Regions from separate parts of the Homo sapiens genome. Here all the other regions are linked to region 3. A link is a contact called in ENCODE Hi-C data. All regions are on one chromosome and are shown on one strand. The core of a region is the stretch at or near the end of the contact, and the rest is flanking DNA. Distances in the headings are between cores, read along the strand shown.

Region 1 (3,433 bases), core at 128-2,627, 430 kb after region 3:
GAGTTGCTTGAGGCAGGAAAATTGCTTGAATCAGGAGGCAGAGGTTGCAGTGAGCTGAGATAGTGCCACTGCACTCCATCCTGGGTGACACAGCAAGGTTTCGTCTTAAAAGAAAAAAAAAAGTGTAAAGGTAATTTTCAGGGCTTTAACAGTTCTGGTAGAATGTAAATAATCATCAATAACCCATAAGGTCCTTTAGTCACAAAATGCTTCTCAGTAGCTAGGGTACCTTCTCACCGGTTCCTTTGTAGGGAGTCCATCATCACATATTTTTATCACATTTAACCTGAATGTTGCATCCCCTAAGTTACAAATTAAGTTTTATTCCTCCATGGATTTATGTCATGGGTAAGACTGATCTATAAATTTTGAGTGCCGAGTTACCTTTTGAGGGTAAATGTATCCTTCAAACCCTGCTTTTTAATGTGAGAGTACTGGTCAATCTATAGTTTGGGTTTTGAACAGAGGACTATGCAGAGACGTCTTCTGCTCTCACAGTGGAGGACACAGAGCATTTCTAAAGACACATCCCATGCAGTTCCTTCTAGAACATCTGGCTCAAATGACACATTTTAATCAACATAATTTCTTCTTTAATCCCATGGATTTTTTTATTTTTTTTTTCTTCCTTTATTATATGGCTCTAATACAATAATAAAAACCTAAGAGAAAACAAGTATCAGCTTTGAAAAGCATAAGCCCCAAATTCACTAACTTATCCAAATGTCAAATTGTTATTTTATTATACATTAATGAAATGAGCTGAATGGCAAATTAATTAGAGGAGGTGAACCAAGATATATTAAAGCTAAAGAAATTTAAGTTTATATTTTTATTGCTTTGTATTTTTAAAAAAGAAACAGTTTTCAAGCAGCTAGATATGTGGTGATAATTAAGTACAAAACTGTCATAATGTAGGCAATTAACAACAAAAACAACAACAAAACCTTCACCTTAGGAACATTTTATGTTGTTACCCTAAAATCTCAATTCCTGATAGACATTACAAAATGTCAGCACGGCCCACATTCCTGAAAGCTCTTGAAATGATGAATGCAGTATCGAGAGGAAAGCTGAGAGGGTGAAAGATCACTGCACATCCCTGCACTGGCAAGGCACCCATACAAGAGGAAATCTGTTTATCAATGCTGATTGCTCCTGCTCTGCTAAAGATGCCAAAATTCAGCAAGAGTTGCAGAGAGCTGAAAGTACACAAAACAAGTCAGTTACTTTGAAATCCTTGAGCCAGAGCTAAGCCTACCTCAGCTCACATCCTAAAAACATCCAAAATGCAATCCTCTTATGCAATCTTGGCTCTTAGAATTCCCTTTGGCAGAATGAGGAGGGCCATCTTCCGTTTGCCAGGAAAATGCACTTCAAAAGCACAGCCTACCCCGCTTTCTACTATCTTATTTCAAAGCTCTGGTGCTTATCACTTGGACCCCTGCCTAGAGAACATTGTGAATTCCCATAAAGATGCATTAACACAAGATAGAAGAATCTGCCAGTCTGAAGGCATCTGCTGTTTGTCAGCTGTCATTCCATGAGAGTTTATCTTCTGGATGTCAATGGCCAATGGCACTGGCCTCACTTCTAAACATGAGATTAAGGCTGAGATCCCAGGTCAGGGACACAAGCTGACTTCAGCCTTTTCTTGAATCTGGACTTTGCCACACCTCCACTCTGCGATAGCACACCTTCACAGCTTTTGTGAGGTCACAGCATCCACCTGGATTCGGCACACACGTTGATTTTCAAGGGCCCATCACAACTTGCAATTCTGCATAGGTGTTTTCTCTAAATGGTAATAATAACGCATGAATTATTATACTATTGCTGCTTGACAGCCCTTTTCCTGTGTGTAGTGGTTTTGGATTATGGCCCACAAAGGCCATCAATTATGCTAGAAAACTAAGGAGCTGGGGGAAAATCACAGGGCAAAATGCATTTTGAGAGACATCATTGTCTAGACTCAAATGTCAGCCTTGGCACCCTCTTCTCAGCCTGGCCTAGATCCACTGTTGGGCAAGTTGATTCTAAAAGGTCCATTTCATTCCCCTCCATGCAAAGCAATGGTAAACAATCAAGTATGTCAAAAATGTTGTTGAGAGTGCATGTTTCTTTGGGAGTGATTACATCTTAGCCGTAGCTCATGAGACTCAGGTCTGGATGGAAAAACTTTTCCAGTGGAGGATTTACAGAGAACAATATAAACATAGATGACAAAGCAAAACAACAAGACAGTTATCTCACCTTACAAATTACATACATCATGGCTAGGCACAGAGGCTCATGCCTGTAATCCCTGTAACTTGGGAGGCCAAGGTGGATGGATGACTTGAGCCCAGGAGTTCGAGACCAGCGTGGACAACATAACGAAACCCCATCTCTACAAAAAATACAAAATTAACCTGGCATGGTGGCTCATGCCTGTAGTTGCAGCTATTCAGGAGGCTGAGATGGGAGGATCACCTAAGCCCAGGAGGTCAAGGCTGCAGTGAGTCGTGATCACGTCACCGCACTACAGCTTGGGGGACAGAATGAGACCCTGTTACACACATACACACACAAATTACAAATTACATACATTAAAAAATGCCTTGTATGTATCTCTATGAATTGAGATTTTGAGAGAATTTGTTTTCTTCTGTACATTTCTCTATATTTTCTAAGTTTTCTATAATAAATAAGCAGTACCTTGGAAATTCTTGTTCTGACTTTTCTTAAACAAAAGATATGTTGAAAGATTTCACCCAAGTGCGAGCTTTAGTTGAAATATAGAATCTGAAATAAAAATTAGAAACATGGTTTCATAACAACTCACTTTAACCTATTTTCTAGAAACAGAATGAGGAATCTATTAAAAATTTTAAAATGAAATTTCAAATTCATACCAGATGTTTTCAAAGTAATAAAATACTACTCTTAAATATCATCTTTCTAGTCTTAATTTTTTGGATGTTTTATTTTTAAAGCCAGAGCTTTTTTTTTTTTTTTCTGTGTAAGTGGGATTGGAATGCTGTTCATCACAAGAAAACTCAAATTTTTTAGATCTTAAAGATAGAGGTTGCACTGTGTGACTTCCTTAATTACACATTAGGAAGTGGAGGACCAGAGAGCAGCAGTGATCTGAGGTCACTTCATAAGCAAGGCAGGGCCACAGCTCGAGTGGGCTTGCTCCCTCTCCACACTCTTGGCCTGGGTTTTGCTGCGATTCTGGCCAAATCTCTAGACTGCCTTCTATGTAGCAGTCACTGGCTAGATCCTAAAGGCTTTGACACAAAACAGGATTGGAAGTCGTCATGAGGTCATTAGTTGCCTCTCCCACGGCATGAGGGAGGAGACCGCTTTGACTTATCCACACAGCCACTGATTTGCAGGGAGACTCACACAGACAACACTATACACCCACCAACACAAACACACTCACCAC
Region 2 (3,465 bases), core at 898-3,397, 390 kb after region 3:
AGCTGTTCTATCAAGACAAGGACCTGCCATCCCTGCCGCTGCATTGGTTAGAATAAGTCAGTCACAGGTCTCACCACTCTAGAGGAGGCCACCACTCTAGGATGGGATTCCTGCGGTCGCTTCTCAGCGTCTCTCACCATCTAGACAGCACAAGTCATAGGGGCATGGAGCCCCCGATCGCAGGTCTGCAACTGAATTTTGCCCGTAGATCATTTAGTGGGAGAGTCAAAGTGCCAAAATAAACATTGTGTTACACGCAGATTCCACAATATTTATTTTTTGACTCATAATCCATTTCTTTCCTTATCGAATGATCATTATCTCATTGTAATTAACAGTTGCCAATGCTCCCACTTGTACTTTTTTTTTTCCTTGTGAAGAAAACCATCCCATAAATAGCAAGTGCAAAGTGGTAGTGCCACAGTGGAGTTACTGTTTTTTCCCCCTTCTTGTACATGAAGAAAATTTTACATCTGTAGTTGATGCCTTTACTGGCTTCTCAATTAGTGGAAACAAATTTGTCATTGCAGACAGTAGCTCCAGTGACTTGTGGCTAATGGATTCACCCTTTGAGCAGAACTTTATGATCCAAAACAGCCTATCCCACACTTGTGTTTTTCAAGCTATTGATAGGTGCACCTTGAGTGAAGGGGATGGAGGTGGGAGAGGGAGAGATGTCAGAATCAAAAAACATTGTGAAATCTTGAGATTTTGTTTGTTTTTTTTTTAAGTTAAAAAGATTTCTCAACACTTTACACTGATGTGTTTTGTGAAATGTTCAGAGGTGGATATTGCTTTCCGTATAGATTGTTCAACAAAATTTGAGGCCATTATTTTGGACTAAACTCCTGCGATCGCAACAGACCAGACAAATCATAGTGGGGTCACCCAGGCTTACCAAACCCAAACCCAAACTGAGCAGTTCTCTGCCCTCTGAGGAACCAGGAGAGAGATAGCCTAACTTCCTGAACAGGACAGGTTTAGTCTTCAATGGGCAGGATAATGAAGTTCCCTGTGTTTAAATCCTTAATCTGAAGTCACATCATGTGAACTCATCAGTTTTTCTATTGTTTCTTCTTTCTGGCCCCAGTTGTTACAGGAAAGCGATTCTGATCCAGACCCCAAGAGAGGGTTCTTGGATTTCGCGTAAGGAAGAATTCAGGGTGAGTCTGCAGTGCAAAGTAAAAGCAAGTTTATTAAGAAAGTAAAGTGGTGAAAATACGGCTACTCCACAGACAGAGTAGGACAGACCCGAAAGTAAGAGGAGGAATGTGTCCACCCTAGGTACAATACTTGTATATGTAGGATAAAAAAGATCATGAAGAGATAAGCTCTGCTACAAGGGTTTGTGATAAAGGATTAATTTTCTCAATTACTATATTTTGCAAGAATCGATATTATTATCTTTAAAGCAAAATTAGGAATGCCTTTGTTCTCCAGATATCGGGATATCTAGACACTCCCGAGTCTGGGTCTGCTTAATAAACATCTAGAAGCTAAGGATGCCTGACTTTCTGGAAATGCAGCTCAGCAAGTCCCAGCCTCGTTTTCCTAGTCCTCACTCAAGATGGAGTCGCTGTGGTTCAAATGCCTCTGACACAGTGGCTTACAAGGAAAGTAACTTGGAAGCACCCAATACACTTTTTATTCTTTGTTTCTCTTTCTTCAGCCCTTTTTCTATCTGTAAAGCCAATCTCCTGTGTTCAGTTCATTGGAACACATATTCCATTTTAGAGAATATAGTGCTGCCTGATTCTAGGATGTCAATAAAGCCAATTGGCATCTTGGAACGGAATTTGTTGTCATTTTGTCTTTTGCAAGATGAAGGTTTCTTGAGCAAAACCATCATGGTGGAGGGGCTTCCGCACAGTGCCTGTTGATGAAATCAAGAGCATGAGGGACTCCTTCAGGAAAATCCTTCAGAGATCTAATTAGAAAGAAACCTGTCCCAAAGCTTGGCACATTAGTGATGCAGGCTACATATTTATTTCCTATAAATTCTGAATTGTAAACTTGGTAACAAATAGTAACTGGACTTCAGAGTCTGGTGACCTTTAGAGGCTGTTGACTGCAAGTATTCATGGATTAACTGTGCTGAGGCTGGAGGGTACAGTGACCCAAGGTTAACTACATGAGCCAGGGCTTTCGCAGCTTCCTCATTTTGTTGACTCTGTACCAGGAAACCAAAGCTCCTTCCTCTGAAATGAATGGTTCTTATTTGCATAATGGCCTCCTTTTGTTCACTTTGCAGAGGCAGTTGATTACATTAGAATACTTCAAACACAGCATTGATCTATCAGGCTAATAATTTTCTGATAAGGCCCATGAATTTTCCCTCTGACCTTTTTTGCTAATGACCACGGTCTGTGAATTGTGGAATGAAGCGTATGGGTTGTTTGTGTCTGCAGATTCTAGAAGACAAAACATTACAACCTATATAATAAACCACAATTTTAAAAGCTGGTTCTTTGTTTGAGTTGGAGCAGGTTAGTCTGCATTCGGTAAAATCTAGCTTGCCCACAAATTCCGAAAAGCAGGTGGCTAAGTAAAATGTATAGGTTTATTCCTCTCACGCATGAGTCAAATCCAGAAGAGAGTGGTCCCAGCACTGTGTTTGAATCTCTGCACCCTGCAATCCCAGTTCCTTTTAGTGGTCACTTTGAAATGGCCTTTGCAAAATTATGACTGAGACAGTGAAAGAGATCTAACCTAACTGACTCCATCTTGCTTTTAACCTCTAAGCTGTCCGTGTTCCTTCCTGGGTGTAGGCTGAAGTAACTTTGGGAGGAACTTGGTTTATAGTGGTTTTTTTGTTGTTTGTTGGTTGGTTGGTTGGTTTTTCCAGACAGAGTCTTGCTCTGTTGCCCAGGCTGGAGTGCAGTGGCTCCATCTTGGCTCATTGCAACCTCCACTTCCCGGGTTCAAGCGATTCTCCTGCCTCAGCCTCCTGAGTAGCCAGGACCCACCACCTGGCCCCAGTTAATTTTTGTATTTTTAGTAGAGATGGGGTTTTACCATGTTGACCAGGCTAGTCTTGAACTCCTGACCTCAAGTGATCTGCCCACCTCAGCCTCCCAAAATGCTGGGATTACAGGTGTGAGCCACCATGCCTGGCCAGTTTATAGTTTATAGTTCAAAACAAAAACTATTAACAGCCCTTTCCCAAAACAAACCACCTTCTTGCCTGGGGACTAGACTGCCTTTGTAGAACTAAGAAATTACACACGAGATTGGAAATCATGATTTAGGAGTCAGGCAGCTGGAGGCTACAAGATTCTAACCCTCTCTACGCTGCTCCTAAGATCAGCGCTTGAGATATTTTGCAGCCCCTGCACTTGATGGATCAGCTGCCACCGCCAGCTCAATAAACTGGCTCATCTGATCTTGTGGCCCCCACCTGGGAACTGACTCAGCACAAGAAGACAGCTCCGACTCCCTATGATTCCCTCTCAGACCAATCAGTAC
Region 3 (3,376 bases), core at 140-2,639:
GACAGGGCACATTAGAAGGTGGCCAGCGATGTGTGAAAAAGACAACCCCGAGCCAAGAACACAGATGGGGGAGAAGCCGATGAGGTATGAAGGAGGATTTTGCAGGGTGTGCTCAGGATAGGTCTTACTGAGCTCCCGAGGTTTTATTAAATAGCTGTGTGATAAAGAGGCTGACTCCAGTTTCTGCTGCTTGAAAACATTTAAGCCTCACTGGCCAAATGTTTGTCCTGGGCCTCTCTTCAGCTTGTCCCACATCTGGACAAGCTGAGAAGAAAGCTCAAGTGCTCCCACTTGGACACTGGCAGGAGATTCAGATCACGCAAGCCCTCAATCTGGGCACCTTTACCCAACCCCAACCCCCTGCTCACCACAGTAAAACCCCCAGCTATGCACCTTTCCTTGCTCTTTCACACTGTTTGAGACCTGCTTAAGAGGTTTGCCCTGTTCTGCCATTATGTAAATACACCTTGTTATACTGTCTTGGTGTGTGTGTGTGTGTGTGTGTGGCATCATTGATCTCAACATTGAACCAAATTTGGGGGCCGCGAGTCCACCCTGTCTTTGCAGGGGTTCTTAACAAGGGACAGCTAGGGGGGCGAGGTACCTGGCACATTCCTGGAACAGTGCAAATTGGCATCCGCCTGAAGTAAGGGGAAAAATAACTAGAGAAAGAATCAGATTGTAAATGATGGGAATGGGAGATGTTAGATCACAGGAAGCTTTTTGGCTTTTTTAAGAACATAGACTTTACTTTGAATGAAATAACCATTGCAGGGCTTTGAGCGGAGGATGGGCATGGTTTACTTTTGTTTATTTAGTTTACAGTAGCTGAATTGAGATATAATTCACATGCCATAAAATGTATTATTTTCAATGCCTACAATTCAGCGGCTTTTAGTATATTCATAAAAATATGGAATGTCCCATGAATTTCCATGTCATGTTTACACAGGGGCCAGGTTCCTCTTCTCTGTATGTTCCAGTTTTAGCAGATGTGCTGCTGAAGTGAGCACCTGAGGCTGGCTTGCGTGGGGACCCTCTCGCTGCTGCGGAAGGAGCCAGGCTCTGGAGCAGGGGAGCTGGCGGGTGCGCGTGGGAATCCAGTGACAGAGGACGGTGTTTCCAGCTGCAATGGTGAGTAGCTGGGAAATGGTAACAATCCATGAGGTTCTGGATCTTCCAAAGGCAGAGACAACGGGATTTCCTGATGGGTTGGGTGTTGCAAGTGCTGTTTGTTCTGTTCAAAATTAGGACGTCCTAGACGGGAAACGGGAACTGAAAGGGCAGCCAGTTACCGCCCACGGACGCAGAAAAAGGAAGAGCTGTTTTCTGCTTTTAGTGGCAGGAGAAACCTGATGTGGTGCAGATTTTGTGAAACGAAGGAAGGTCTCCAACTTCCAGGCCCGAAGTCCCTAGACTCACGTAGAGCCGAGGGGTGGAGCCACTGTTTCCCTGAGAGAGAGTACCACTAGCCCAAGAACCAGATAGAGACTATGTCCACAGCAAGCCACTCAGGACAAAGGGAATAAAGAGACAGACGTCCAAAAACCAGTACATAGTGATGACCAAATAAATGTGTGGCTACACACTGTTTTAGGAATTTATACTGTGTTACTGCACTGCTGTTCTATTTTGCTTTTCTCTCCCTATCTGTTGCTCTCTATTTTTCTGTCTCTCTATTCCTCTCTCTCCATTTCTCCCTTTCTATTCCCTCTTGCTATCTCTCTCTGTATGTATCTGTCTCTCTCCATTTCTCTGTCTCTTTATATATCTCTCTATATTTCTTCCTATCTATTCTCTCCCCTCCAGCTTTCTCTCTTTCCCTCTGTGTGTGTGTGTATCTGCTTGTCTGTCTCTGTTTCTTTCTCTTTCTATACATATATTTCTTTCGCTCTCTTAATTGTTAAAGCACTTCTTTGAAGGCTGTCTAACATTATCTTGGCTCAGTAAAAGAGACAGGAGAGTTTCCACACCACAGTAGGTATTGGTGGGAGGATCAGAGCTCCTGGATTCTCTGTCCGGCCATGGCAGCGCCAGGTTTGCGGGGTGCCATATACCCCCAGGAGTTACTGAAATGGCAATGAAGTTGGAAAGTGAAAAACCAACAAGGAAAATTTGAAGACAACCAAAGTGGACAACCCCCACAACCAAGGTGGACAACCCCCCCACAACCAAGGTGGACAACCCCCTCCAACCAAGGTGGACAACCCTCCCCAACCAAGGTGGACAACCCCCCCCCAACATTTTTTTTAGGGCTTTTGATTACCAGAGGCCTTATTTTATATGGCAATTAAGAAGACTTGAAAAGTACCTCATCAAGGTCAGGCGCGGTGGCTCACGCCTGTAATCCCAGCACTTTGGGAGGCCGAGGCGGGTGGATCACGAGGTCAAGAGACCGAGACCATCCTGGCTAACACGGTGAAACTCCGTCTCTATTAAAAAATACAAAAAATTAGCCAGGCGTGGTGGCGGGTGCCTGTAGTCCCAGCTACTCGGGAGGCCGAGGCAGGAGAATGGCGTGAACCCGGGAGGCGGAGCTTGCAGTGAGCCGAGATTGCACCACTGCACTCCAGCCTGGGAGACAGAGTGAGACTCCATCTCAAAAAAAAAAAAAAAATAGAAAAGTACCTCATCAAACAAGCATGCATAAATGAAAGCATTGGGGAGCCAATTGGGTACAGTTAATTTTTATTTACACTCTCTCTCCACTCTGGCTTTATTTATCGCCAAGTAGCTGGAGGGGTAGAATCCACCAGAGGGTAAATCACTAGTTCTGTGTGAACGGGAATATCTTTCTAGTACATTGTTCAAAAATAGATCACAAGTGAGATTGACACAATTCAGAGCAGCTTGTTCTCCTCCTTAAATGTCATGGTAATGCACTCCTGTCTCGACAAAGTCCAGGTTGCACAGCCGTGCACAAAGGCTGGGGTTCTCAAGTTCCTCTGGCGCCCACTTGAGGAAATGCTGTGTTCAAATCCAGAAGGAAAATGCCAAGGTTGAAGTTAAGATGAAAAAAACACCAATTAGAAAAACAATCTGCTAAGCCTGCTATATCCAGTTCAACAACCATCCTTTATTATTTGGGGACATTAAAACTAAAAGGGCCATTGGTGCTGTTATGAAAGATTAGATTGATTTTTAAATCCTCCACACACTCAAGACTTCGTTGCTTCTTGCCAAAACACAGTCATCCTGCACTGAAACAGAACTGATCTTTGAAGGTTGATGAAATACACAGGGCTGGCTGCATTCCATTGGAGAAGATGCCTTATAAGGTGAACAGAACCCAGGGTTTGTCAAAGATGTTATGGTATACCAGGGCTGCTGATATAAGAATATATAGAGTAAGAATTGAGACATAAATTATGGATTT

Evidence for each region. A loop is a pair of places that touch in the nucleus more often than their neighbours do. Pooled maps may share reads with other maps.
Region 1: a loop to region 3 is called in a map of Right ventricle myocardium inferior, with 4 times the contacts of the local background. The contact joins two enhancer-like sites. A Hi-C loop is called at or near these places in 3 of 168 maps with a recorded cell type or tissue (Right ventricle myocardium inferior, cardiac septum and left cardiac atrium) and 4 of 50 pooled maps.
Region 2: a loop to region 3 is called in a pooled map, with 4 times the contacts of the local background. The contact joins two enhancer-like sites. A Hi-C loop is called at or near these places in 8 of 37 single-sample maps with no recorded cell type and 5 of 50 pooled maps.

What each region holds. Positions count from the first base shown.
Region 1 is chr10:4,081,640-4,085,072 of GRCh38, reverse strand. It overlaps LOC107984195 (a long non-coding RNA gene), which reads right to left. Exons shown (of 10, transcript NR_176060.1): 7 at 2,698-2,784; 8 at 2,254-2,389; 9 at 1,698-1,797; 10 at 823-1,202. Among named protein-coding and RNA genes, the nearest start is that of MIR6078, 92 kb to the right of the region's middle. RefSeq lists an enhancer at 1,143-1,655. Within about 2 kb of position 1,377, at least 3 of the 41 ENCODE cell types and tissues checked have a DNase peak (open chromatin) inside an H3K27ac peak, as active enhancers do.
Region 2 is chr10:4,126,858-4,130,322 of GRCh38, reverse strand. No RefSeq gene overlaps it. Among named protein-coding and RNA genes, the nearest start is that of LINC00702, 120 kb to the left of the region's middle. RefSeq lists a silencer at 1,960-2,160 and an enhancer at 1,899-2,538. Within about 2 kb of position 2,147, at least 7 of the 41 ENCODE cell types and tissues checked have a DNase peak (open chromatin) inside an H3K27ac peak, as active enhancers do.
Region 3 is chr10:4,512,589-4,515,964 of GRCh38, reverse strand. It overlaps the pseudogene RNU6-163P. Among named protein-coding and RNA genes, the nearest start is that of LINC00703, 130 kb to the right of the region's middle. RefSeq lists an enhancer at 1,345-1,394. Within about 2 kb of position 1,389, at least 21 of the 41 ENCODE cell types and tissues checked have a DNase peak (open chromatin) inside an H3K27ac peak, as active enhancers do.